Regions from separate parts of the Homo sapiens genome. Here region 2 is linked to region 1. Evidence: read pairs that join two places in POLR2A ChIA-PET (ENCODE). Cell type or tissue: GM12878. All regions are shown on one strand. Links, peaks and the distances in the headings refer to the core of each region. The heading gives the core; the rest is flanking DNA.

Region 1 (5,539 bases), core at 262-5,261:
TGAAAATTCAGGGTGGCATTTTATTTTAGCATATTCATTGAAGGCAGCAGTACACATAGGACCTTTTGTGATGCCCCAGAAGAGTATGTTTTCCTCCAGTGAGTGCTCTTTTTATTCCTACTCATCAGTCCCAGACCCATCGGGTGAACCTCAATTCTCTTATCAAATAAAAAATCATTTCATATTTTCCCCTTTAATGGGAACGCTCTTTAAATTTTTCAAAATTAATATGTGCTCCTAAAAAAACAAAAACAGAAAACCAGCAGTGTATTCATAGAAATACAGAAGTGGAAATGCCTCCTGTCTGCTTCTACTCCCTTGAGAGAAGACGGTTAATAGTTTGGAAGATATCCTTCGATATCTTTTTATGCAGTTACTTACATTTAAACATATACATTCGTAGGATCATACTGAATATTATACACTGTTCTATAAGGGACTCTTGCATTCAGTAATATTATATGGCCACTTTCCGAAGCCTGTATGCTGTAGGTTTTCCTTACTCTTTTTAATGCATACATATTATTTTATAAGGATGTCCCGTATTTTAATTATTCAACCTATTAATGTATATTTAGTTTCTAGTCTTTTCTGTTTTGCTGTTGCTATTCTTTTTGACAATTATTTTTTAAATCTGTAGTGCACATTCTGTACATCTTCGTTTTCTTGCACAAATATTTCTAGAAAACAAATATCTATAGATGTGATTAGTAGATGGAGGAAATACATACTATAAATTTTGATATCACTACTTACCTTCTCACCAACCACATGTGAGTGTCCTAGTTTCTCCACACCTTCAGTAGGTGAAAGGATTTGTCTTTCAAATGTTGTATAGAATAGGGTTATAGTTTATTTTCCCCTACTTCCACCTAGTCCTGAAAGTGGATCCTCTGCTATCTGCCACCCCAGCAGAACATCTATAAGTTTCCAGCCCTTCCCACCCAGATCCAAGATTATTATCTTTATGGAGGCTGTTGAGAAGCAGCCAAGGTCATTATTAAACAATAAAATGCCCCTGAAGAACAAATCAGCAAGAGCAAGAAGCTTCCTAGGCTATGTCAAGGTAGCTGAACAATAAGACTACACCTAAGACAATATTGGCTTACTGTCTCCCTCCTTACACCCAAACTGACAAAACTACAAACAGCCAGGTCCCCACACCTGTTGGAAGCACCTGACTTTTTGGAGTGGGAGATAAAGGCTTGCGTGTAGGGACAAGGGAGAGGTGGGGTGGGAGGCTTGCAAGTGGATGCATTCATGGATGTTATAAAGATCTGTATTCCGTTTTATGGGAAGAGATTTACATTTAAGTTTAGCAACACTGCAAGAGGTTTACATTTCCAAAATTAATAGAACAACAGAAAAATCAGATCTCCCCATTTATGCCCTCTTGTTCAAAACTTTCCTTTTTCATTTGAAGAAAATTAAATTTAGACAGATGACCAGTTTTAAGCTTAGAAGATTCAATATGACCAAGACCATACATTGTCTTGTATAAAAGTGTGTTTAAAGCTTTGGTTAGTGTTCCTATAATGCAAAATAGGTTTTGATTTAAAGTAACAACACAGAATACTCTTGTGTTCTATGAACTGTCAACTGCCCTGCCCTCTTCTGATGAGTGTGAGGGATCTTATGGTGCTACCCTGCCTGTTGGCTAGTCATCTTGGGGTTGAATCTGAGGTCATTTTTTCCTCCAGTTTTTCTGTCCTCCTCTATTAAAACAAGGCAATGTACATTGGGTACTTACAGGATTTGTCCACCAAAACTCTGTAGTATTTGGCTTTGAAAGAAATCTTGTATAACCATTTTATGTGTGAGGTTGAGGAAAGCCACAAAGGAAATTAGCAGAAGTGTTTTTCAGTGTTTGACCCTATGTGTAATAACTTTCTCTTTTACATGTTAAGATATCTTTAAAATAATTGAATGGTAGCTGAGTATCAATTGTCTAATGCTGTGAGCTCTCATGGAGTCAGAAATTACTCCTTACATTTTTAAAGAGAGAACTCTTAATGCTTTTAGATGTCCTTCCCAGTGTCCTTATATTAGTTACTCGATAAATGGTTGCTGTGGACTAATCCAAGATGAAAAAATGACAGGCGACCTTTATGGCTGAATGTTGGGTATTAGTGTTCTGCCTGGAATAATTTTTCAGGCAGTGGAATAGTTGGCTGAGTTGAAAATATAACCGTGGATTGGGTCAGCCTATCATTCAATAAATTACTTCCTGAATGAAGAATACTCTGTGAGAAGTGAAATTTTGAGTTACACATTGGGATATGATATCACTTAGAAAATAGTGCTAAACTTTAAAATTCTTTAGTTTCAGAATTTTCTAAATCAGGGAGGGGCTTGTCAGTATAAAATTATACATTTTGTTTTTTGATCTTGTCACAGTTGTTCGTGACTTCTGAAATCCAAGTGTGGTTTGGAGACGACTTTACCCCACTCCTCCCCAAACACACATTGGTAGTCCGTGGCTTACTTGCGTAGACAACTGTGATTGTGGAGTTTGGCACTCGAATTGAGACAGTCGTATTTAATTTATCAATCTGTCGTTTCAACCCTGAACTTTTCTACAATGGGTTATGGTCACTGGCCAAAAAGGGTTTAGGTGACTCATGTGTAATGTTCTTCAGAACAGAAGCCAATTTTTAAATCCTTTTGTATTTATGTTCATTTATTTTTAAATATAATTCCTCTTCTCATTAAGTGGAATCTTGTCATAATTCTATAGTTTCAAGTGATAACTTGGCATTGCTGTGGCTTTCTTTATTCCAAAATGCTAATCCTTTGCAGATAAATTTATACATTCTGTATAGTCTGATTTGGAGGACTTCTGTATCTTAGCTTATCTTAGATGGGAGCTTCCATAATTCATTCAGGGATTAGTCAGTGCTATACTGTGCATGCATAGTAGACAGCTCTGTGTGGTGGCTTTAAGTCTTTTGACTCCCCCTCTTTCTGGTCTTTGTGTCTTTCTGGTTTAAAAGAAAAAATATCCCTCAGACCTTAGCTTTTTGGATTCAATGAATTACTGTTAACTTTGACATCCTCATTAAATAGGAGAGCTGTCGGAAACTGTCAAGAACGGCTGGAATTGGTACTGTTATCTTGTTGGCGACGTCAGCTTCTGTGGGCATCTGTGCAAAAACATTGAGGTAGAGCAGAATCCTCTTCTATCTTGAATGTCTGAAAATAATGTGACTGGTGTGTTTGAAAGAGTTCTATTTTTCCCTCTTTGCCCTTAATTATTTTGGCCTTAAGGATTCCGGAAACCTGGAGTAGATTGAAAACCATAATAAGCAAGGGCCGGGGAGCATGTTATTTGATTTTTTAATAAACTACCTCTGACTAGCTTACACGCCCCGTAGAACATTAAGGCTACTTTTTGTGTATATTGCATGAAATAAGAAACATCACAAATTTGAATTCTCTCTCAATACCTCTGCTTTATCCAAGGCTCCTACAACAAAAGCCTACCTTTAGCCCTTGAAAATGAAGTAGAGGATTTTATCTTTACTGGTGAATTTGTGTGCCACATGGTAGACTAGTATAGAATGTAATATTTACTGCTTCTTTAATGTTCCTTAGGAAGAATATCACACAGACATCTCCCTTCTCCATATGTTGCAATTATACTACTTTCATGAAGTCTTGAGTGTGCCTGTTACGGTTGGTGCGCTTTAAAACATTCTTTTCTACTTAGTCTGTATTCGTGTTAACGTTCTGCCATTCTGTGTTAAGTTCTGCCGTTCTGTGTTGTTTAGTAATTAAGTGTATGGTATCTATTTAGTTCTAAGTTTTTCCTAACTTTTAAGGGCATTGCAAGTTACCCTCAGCCCACCTTGGATTGAAGTCCCCTTCCATGGAGGACTGGAGGAGAAGAGGTGATGGTGTATGAAGTGTCCATCAAAATAAGAGCTGAAGAGCCTTCAGCTTGTGGGGAGGGCTGGAAAGTTGGAAGATCAGGCCTCAAGCTGTTCCACCCTTCTCATCCTTTGAAGGTGAGGGTGCAGCCTTGAGGTCTAGCCTGTGGTGATTACCATAGTTTGTCCCTCCTGCCAAATGGGGTGGCACACTCCATCCCGTAAGTGAAGGTAACCAGATAAATACCCACTCCGCTGGGGAGTGGAAGGGGCCCCGAGTTCACCCTGTGACTGACCTGACATGTGGATATCACTTACCAGAAAATGCTTGTGGCTACTGAGCATTAACCTGGCAACATATTCAATAGCAAAATTTAAAATAGTACCCAGTGTGGTGCCTTGCTCATAGCAAGCACTTAGTACCTATTTGCTAAGCTGATTTTAATTTGAAGTGGAGTCTAACAAATGGGATGTGGGATCAACAGTATTATTATATTGAAATGTTTTAAACCAGGACATGCCAAACTTTTTCTATAAAGGACCAGATAATAACTGTTAGGCTTTGTGGGCCACATGGAGTCTCTATGGGGTATCATCAGCCTCCTCCCCTTCCTCTTCCTCCTCCTTTTAACCACCCTCTTAAAATGTAAAACCTGTGTGTCTCCCAGGCTACATAAAAAGAGGCTACTGGCTGAAGTTTGCTGACTCCTATTTTATATTAATCTTTTAACTCAGTCTGAAGGAACTGACCAGACATGGATGGTTATGAGTTTTTTCTTCTTGTTTTGGGGAGGTGATGTCTTGTTTTCCTCAGGCAGTGTGGGATGGTGGTTGGAACTAAATAGATACCATCCCACACTCCCTGTGTGGGATGGAGTGCCTCAGGTGCTTTGGGATTCTGTAGGGTTCAGATAAATGTGGGCTCTAATTCTGGGTGTTTATTTGCTAGCAGCATGCCCTCGGGGGGATCCCAAAACCAGTCTGTGCCTCAGCCACCTCAGTTAGTTAGAAATCACAGGCTGTAATGAAGGAGGGAAAGTGAGTGAAGATCCTAATGCAGCATCACTAGTGCACACCTGGGCTTACTTCAGCCTTTGCCCTAACTGATCAGTCACCCTGACTGCAGTTCCCATCCTGTAGAGATGGAGAGTAGCAGGTTAATGGGCTCAGGATATGACTTCCTGTATGTGAAAGCAGTTTGGAAGCATGCTACCCATTTTTAGTCAAACACAGTGAACAGTTACTGAGAATTTTATCACAAGGTCCTAATTCTGTTTTTTTACATTTGCTTTTTCCACCTGGTTTTGGCACCTTACACTATTGGTTTTTTTTGTTTTGTTTTTTAAAAAATATTTTTAACTTTTGTGGATACATAGTAGATGTATATATTTATGGGGTATGTGATGTTTTAATATAGGTATGTGATGCTTAATAATCACATCGTGGAGAATGGGATATCCATCCCCTCAAGCATTTATCTTTTGTGTTACAAACAATCCAATTATACTCTTAGTTATCTTTAAATGTACAATTAACTTATTATTGATTAATTCACACTGGTTCCCACCTTAGCTCTCATCTTAGAAGAGGTAGTTGTGTTGCTTTGCCTCTTATTTTCGGAGAAAGCCCCCATCATAACCTCAGCTCCCTCCAGAGTCTTGGCTTCTTAT
Region 2 (5,539 bases), core at 117-5,116, 490 kb before region 1:
TCCAGCCTGGGCACCACTGAGCACTGAGTGAACCAGACTCCATCTGCAATCCCGGCACCTCGGGAGGCCGAGGCTGGCGGATCCCTCGCGGTTAGGAGCTGGAGACCAGCCCGGCCAACACAGCGAAACCCCGTCTCCACCAAAAAAATACGAAAACCAGTCAGGTGTGGCGGCGCGCGCCTGCAATCACAGGCACTCGGCAGGCTGAGGCAGGAGAATCAGGCAGGGAGGTTGCAGTGAGCTGAGATGGCAGCAGTACAGTCCAGCCTTGGCTCGGCATCAGAGGGAGACCGTGGAAAGAGAGGGAGAGGGAGACCGTGGGGAGAGGGAGAGGGGGAGGGGGAGCTAATCTGTTTTTTAAAAATAGAGACGGGGTCTTGCTATGTTGGCCAGGTTGGTCTTGAACTCTTGACCTCAAGCAATCCTCTTGCCTCAGCCTCTCAAAGTGCTAGCCTTACAGGCATGAGCCCCCACATCCAGCCTGAAATATTTTATTTTAAAGGAATCTTTTTCAATTATTTTTAGCAAAGTAATCCATGAACATAATTAAAAAGCAATAATTCAAAAGGGTTTATAATATCTTTCACCTCCTCCGAGTCTCTGTTCCAAGGTTACCTTTTTCAATGAGCTCTTCCCTGCACTTGCTATTTAAAACTACAGCTCTGGCCCCACTCCTGGTCCTTCTTAACCCACTTATTTCCTCACAGCACTTACCCACTTCTACATATTATAACTTACTATGTCTATGGTTTGTTGTCTCTTTCCCCTGATGGGAATGTGAGCTCCATGAGGACAGGGACTTTGATCTGTTCTCTTCATTTCCCTAAAGTGTCTACACAGTGTCTCATGCATTGCAGGACTCAGTAAGTATTCATTGAATAAATGAAAACTATGAAAAGCTTGCCAGCACCACTGTTCCCCAAATCCTATCCCATTCCTCAGAGGCACCTGGTTACAAAAAATGACAATAACAACACAACAACAGTGTATTATTTTGGATTTTTTAAATCTAATTTTTGTTCTCACACTGTTATAATATTTTGGAAATTTTCAAGCATACATGAAAGGAGGGAAAGGTATGGTGAACCCTAGGAATCTATTACACAGCTTCCACAATTTGCAACATTTGGCCAGCCTTGTTTCTCTGTCCCTCTTTATTCTCGGGGGAGGAAGGGGTGGTTTTGGAGCATTTTAAAGCAAATCTGAGACGTCATGTTATTTTAGCTAGAAATGCTTCCCTGTATCTATAACTGCAAAAGATATTTTTAACTCTAACCACCATGCTATTATTATACCTAATGAATTAACAATTTCTTTTATTTTCTTCTTTCTTTCTTTCTCTTTCTCTCTCTCTCTCTCCCCTCCCTCCCTCCTTCCTTCCTTTCTTTCTTCTTTCTTCCTCCCCCTCCTTCCCTTGTTTCTTTCTCTCCTTCCTTCCTTTTTTTTTTTTTTTGAGGTGGAGTCTCCCTCTGTCACCCAGGCTGGAGTGCAGTGGTGTGATCTTAGCTCACTGCAATCTCCACTTCCCAGGTTCAAGCAATTCTCCTGCCTCAGCCTCCCCAGTAGCTGGTATTATAGGCACGTGCTATCATGACTGGCTAATTTTTTAAAAATTATTTTTAGTAGAGTCAGGGTTTTGCCATGTTGGCCAGGCTGGTCTTGAGCTCCTGACCTTAGGAGATCCACCTGCCTCAGCCTCCCAAAGTGCTGAGATTATAGGCATGAGCCACTGCACCTGGCCACAATTTCTTAACATCATCTTATATCCAGTTCATTATTAAATTTTTCTGATTGTCTCAAAGTTCTAACAAAGGATCCCCCAATGAAGGGCCCACGTTGAATTTGATTGTTTCATTGTCTCCTGAATGTCCTTTTTTCTATAACTCATTTCCTCTCCCTGCCATTGATTCATTAGAGAAACGAGGGCAGTTGTCCCATGGAATGTCCTATATTCTGGATTTGACTGATTGCTTTCTCATAGTGTCCTTTAACTTGTTCTCCCGAGGCAACTTCTTTGAACAGTTTCTGCTTTTAGTTCTTTTTGTGATTAGCTTGATATCTCCAAATATGTTGTTACTTGATTTAGATACCAAGATGGATGCAAATTTAGCTTGCTTGTCCTGCCTCCCTTCTCCCAACATAATTTGGTCACTAACCTCTGCTACTGTGCTGGTCCTCTCTGATTTCAGACAATGTCCCTTTTTTTTTTTTTTTTTCTAAAGACAGGGTCTCACTCTGTCACCAGGCTGGAGTGCAGTGATGTGATCATAGCTCACTGCAGCCTCAATCTCCCAGGCTCAAGTGATTCTTCTGCCTCAGCCTTCTGAGTAGCTGGAACTACAGGCATGCACCAATACACTAGGTTAATTTTTAAAATTTTTGTAGAGATGAGGTCTTGCTATGTTGCCCAGGCTTGGTCTCAAACTCCTGAGCTCAACAGATCTTCCTGTCTCAGCCTCCCAAAGCACTGGGATTACAGGTATGAGCCACTGTGCCCAGCTGATTGCAGACAATATCTTAGAACCTCTATTTGGTGTTCCATCAACCAAGAGTTGAGGATGTTTGTGCTTGGATGGTTCCCTTCACCTGCTGTTCCTTTTTTCTTTTTAACTGTTTCTTGTTTATTTTTTAATTGGCAAATAAAAATTGTATACATTTATGGTGTACAAATATGTTTTGAAATATGTATATGTTGCAGAATGGCCAAATCAAGCTAATTAACGTATGCATTACCTCAAATACTTACTTTTGTGTGGTGAGAACACTTCGAATCTACTCTCTTAGCAATTTTCCAAGTATACAACATGTTGTTATTAACTATAGTCACCATGCTATACCGTAGATCTTTTGAACTCATTTCTTCTGTCTAGCTAAAATTTCTTGTCCTTTGACCAGCGTCTCCCCAGTCTCCACTCCCACCCCCAGACCCTGGTCCCCACCATTCTACTCTCTGCTTCTATGAGATCAGTGTTTTTAGATTCCACATATGGGTGAGATCATGCGATATTTGTCTTTCTGTGCCTGGCTTATTTTGTGCAACACGATGTCCTCAGATTCATCCATGTTGTCACGAATCACAGGATTTCCTTCTTTGTTAACACTGTTCCATTATGTTTATAAAGCAATTTTTTTTTTATCCATTCATCCACTGATGGACACTCAGGTCCATATCTTTTATTTATTTTTTTTAGCTCCATATCTTGACTACTGTGAAAATGTTGCAGTGAACTTGGGAATGCAGATATCTCTTCAACATACTGATTTTATATCCTTAGGATACGTATCCAGGAATTGCTGGATAATGTGGCAGTTCTATTTTTAATTGCTTGAGAAACCTACATACAGTTTTCCATAATGGTTATACTAATGTACACTCCCACCAACAATGCGCAATGTTCCCTTTTCTCCACACCCTCGCCAACACTATCGTTTATCTTTTTCATCACAGCCATTCTAACAGGTGTGAGGCGGTATCTCCTTGTGGTTTTAATTTGCATTTCCCTGTTCTTCTCTTTTACTTCTGTTAAATGCAAATTTAAGTCTTCCAGGTGTATCACATACTCTTTTCTGTAATCACAATTTAGTCTTCTGTAGTTTGTGAATTTATTCCAAAATTGTAAAAAATAATAAATGAACATTTACATGTTTTGACTTTCCAGATTTAGTTCACTGTATAGCCAAAAACTACTCTTTTCTTTCCACTTTGTAGGGTCAGTGTTAGAACTCCTATGCCAGTCAAAGAATGTTTCTAGTTTTATGTTAAAATATATACTTCCTTTTTTTTTTTTTTTTTGAGACAAAGTCTTGCTCTGTTGCCTAGGCTGAAGTGGAGTGGCATGATCACGGCTCACTGAAGCCTCAACCTCTGCGGCCCAAGTGATCCTCTAATCTCAGCCTTGCAAGTAGCTGGGACCACAGCTGTGCCCCACCACACCTGGCTAATTAAAAAAAGATTTTTTTTTTTAGAGATATGGTCTCCCTCTGTTGCCCAGGCTGGCCTTGAACTCCTGGGCTGGAGAGATCATCCTGCCTCACTTTCCCAAAGTTCTGGGATTATAGGGACGAGTCACCACACCCACCCGAGATCCTCCTTTTTTAATACTCTACCAATTGTACAAAATCATGCCACATTTTAACTCGTTTCCTATTTGGTCCATGTCAGGAATAGTATTTAAGATATTTAAAACTGTAGTTTGAATTGACCATTCATGCCTCAGCCGATTCACAGGGAACTATTTTCTATTTTTTGAATAATGGTAGAGGAAAGTACCTGGTATTTTCAAAAAACTAAAACTACTCTTCTATGAATGGGAAATGAGGCTGGAACAGTCAACTCAAGCACTTAATAAAATGTCTTGAATATCATGCCAAGAAATGTGGACTTTGTAGGTGCTAGGAGACTCTTGAAGGTTTTTAAGCAATTCAAGGTACTTGGGCTAAGCCTTCTTGGAAATAATCCACCAAAGAGGGTGGCCTGCCAGGGCAAGGGAATGCCAGCAGTTAGCAGCTGAGGGTACCACTAGTTGCCCCCATAGTGCTCACCACAACAGGGAGCTGTGGTCGGAGGACCCCACGGAGCCTCAAAGAATCCATCAATAGCCCTGTGAGAGAGCTGCATTTGAACCCCTGCAGCTCAGTCCTGGCCTGTAGGGAAGAACCCTTGATCAACATTATCATCCTCCAAGACTGCATGTGAATCATCATTTATTTAATTTTATTTAAGTTGATGGATATTTGAGTACTTCCAATTCTTTTTTTTTACTGTAATAAACAACTTCATGACAGTTGTTTTGTTTATATCTTTGCATTCTTGCCTATTTTCTTCCCCTTGGGAGAGATTTATAACTTAAGAACTGCCAGGGGCCGGGCGCGGTGGCTCACGCCTGTAATCCCAGCACTTTGGGAGGCTGAGGTGAGCAGATCACGAGGTCAGGAGTTTGAGAGCAGCCTGACCAACATGGTGAAACCCCGTCTCTACTAAAAATACCAAAATTAGCTGGGTATGGTGGAGCGCGCCTGTAATCCAATTCCAGCTACTCAGGAGGCTGAGGCTGTAGAATCGCTTGAACCTGGGAGGCAGAGTTTGCAGTGAGCCAAGATTGCGCCATTGCAATCCAGCTTGGGTTACAGAGGGAGACTGTCTCAAAAAAAAAAAAAAAAAAACTGCCAGGTGAAGTGTGTGTAATCTATCTTTCCTTCCTTCTTTCTTTCTTTCCTCCCTTTCTCCTTTTTAAAATTAGTGTGTTTTATGTCTTAGAGCAGTTTTAGCTTAACGGAAAAATGAAGCAGAAAGTACAGAGGGCTCTCATATACATCCCCCTCCGACATATTTTCACTTCTTATTAACATTTTGGATTAGTGTGATACATTTGTAGTTACAATAGATTAATGGATATTGACACTTTATTAACTAAAGTCCACAGTTTACATTAGGGTTCACTCTTTGTATTACAGCTCTGTGGGTTTTGACTATGTGTAATGTCATGTATTCACCATTATAGTATTATACAGAATAGTTCCTCTGCCCAAAAAATCCCCT

The links. Peaks named below come from ENCODE experiments on the same cell type or tissue, not always from the same donor. Only the 100,000 strongest peaks of a DNase experiment are listed, where the experiment ranks them.
Region 2: POLR2A ChIA-PET joins it to region 1 with 6 read pairs; 2 of 35 experiments call an interaction of 5 or more read pairs at or near these places.

What each region holds. Positions count from the first base shown.
Region 1 is chr2:54,583,714-54,589,252 of GRCh38, forward strand. The region is part of intron 2 of SPTBN1 (spectrin beta, non-erythrocytic 1); the gene reads left to right. It overlaps LOC124906008 (a long non-coding RNA gene), which reads right to left. Exons shown (of 3, transcript XR_007086322.1): 1 at 757-5,539. Among named protein-coding and RNA genes, the nearest start is that of SPTBN1-AS1, 28 kb to the left of the region's middle. In GM12878, for the core only: no CTCF peak of the experiment used is centred there; no DNase peak of the experiment used is centred there; H3K27ac peaks cover 696 bases.
Region 2 is chr2:54,096,528-54,102,066 of GRCh38, forward strand. It overlaps a transcript of ACYP2 not described here. Among named protein-coding and RNA genes, the nearest start is that of ACYP2, 16 kb to the right of the region's middle. In GM12878, for the core only: no CTCF peak of the experiment used is centred there; no DNase peak of the experiment used is centred there; H3K27ac peaks cover 674 bases.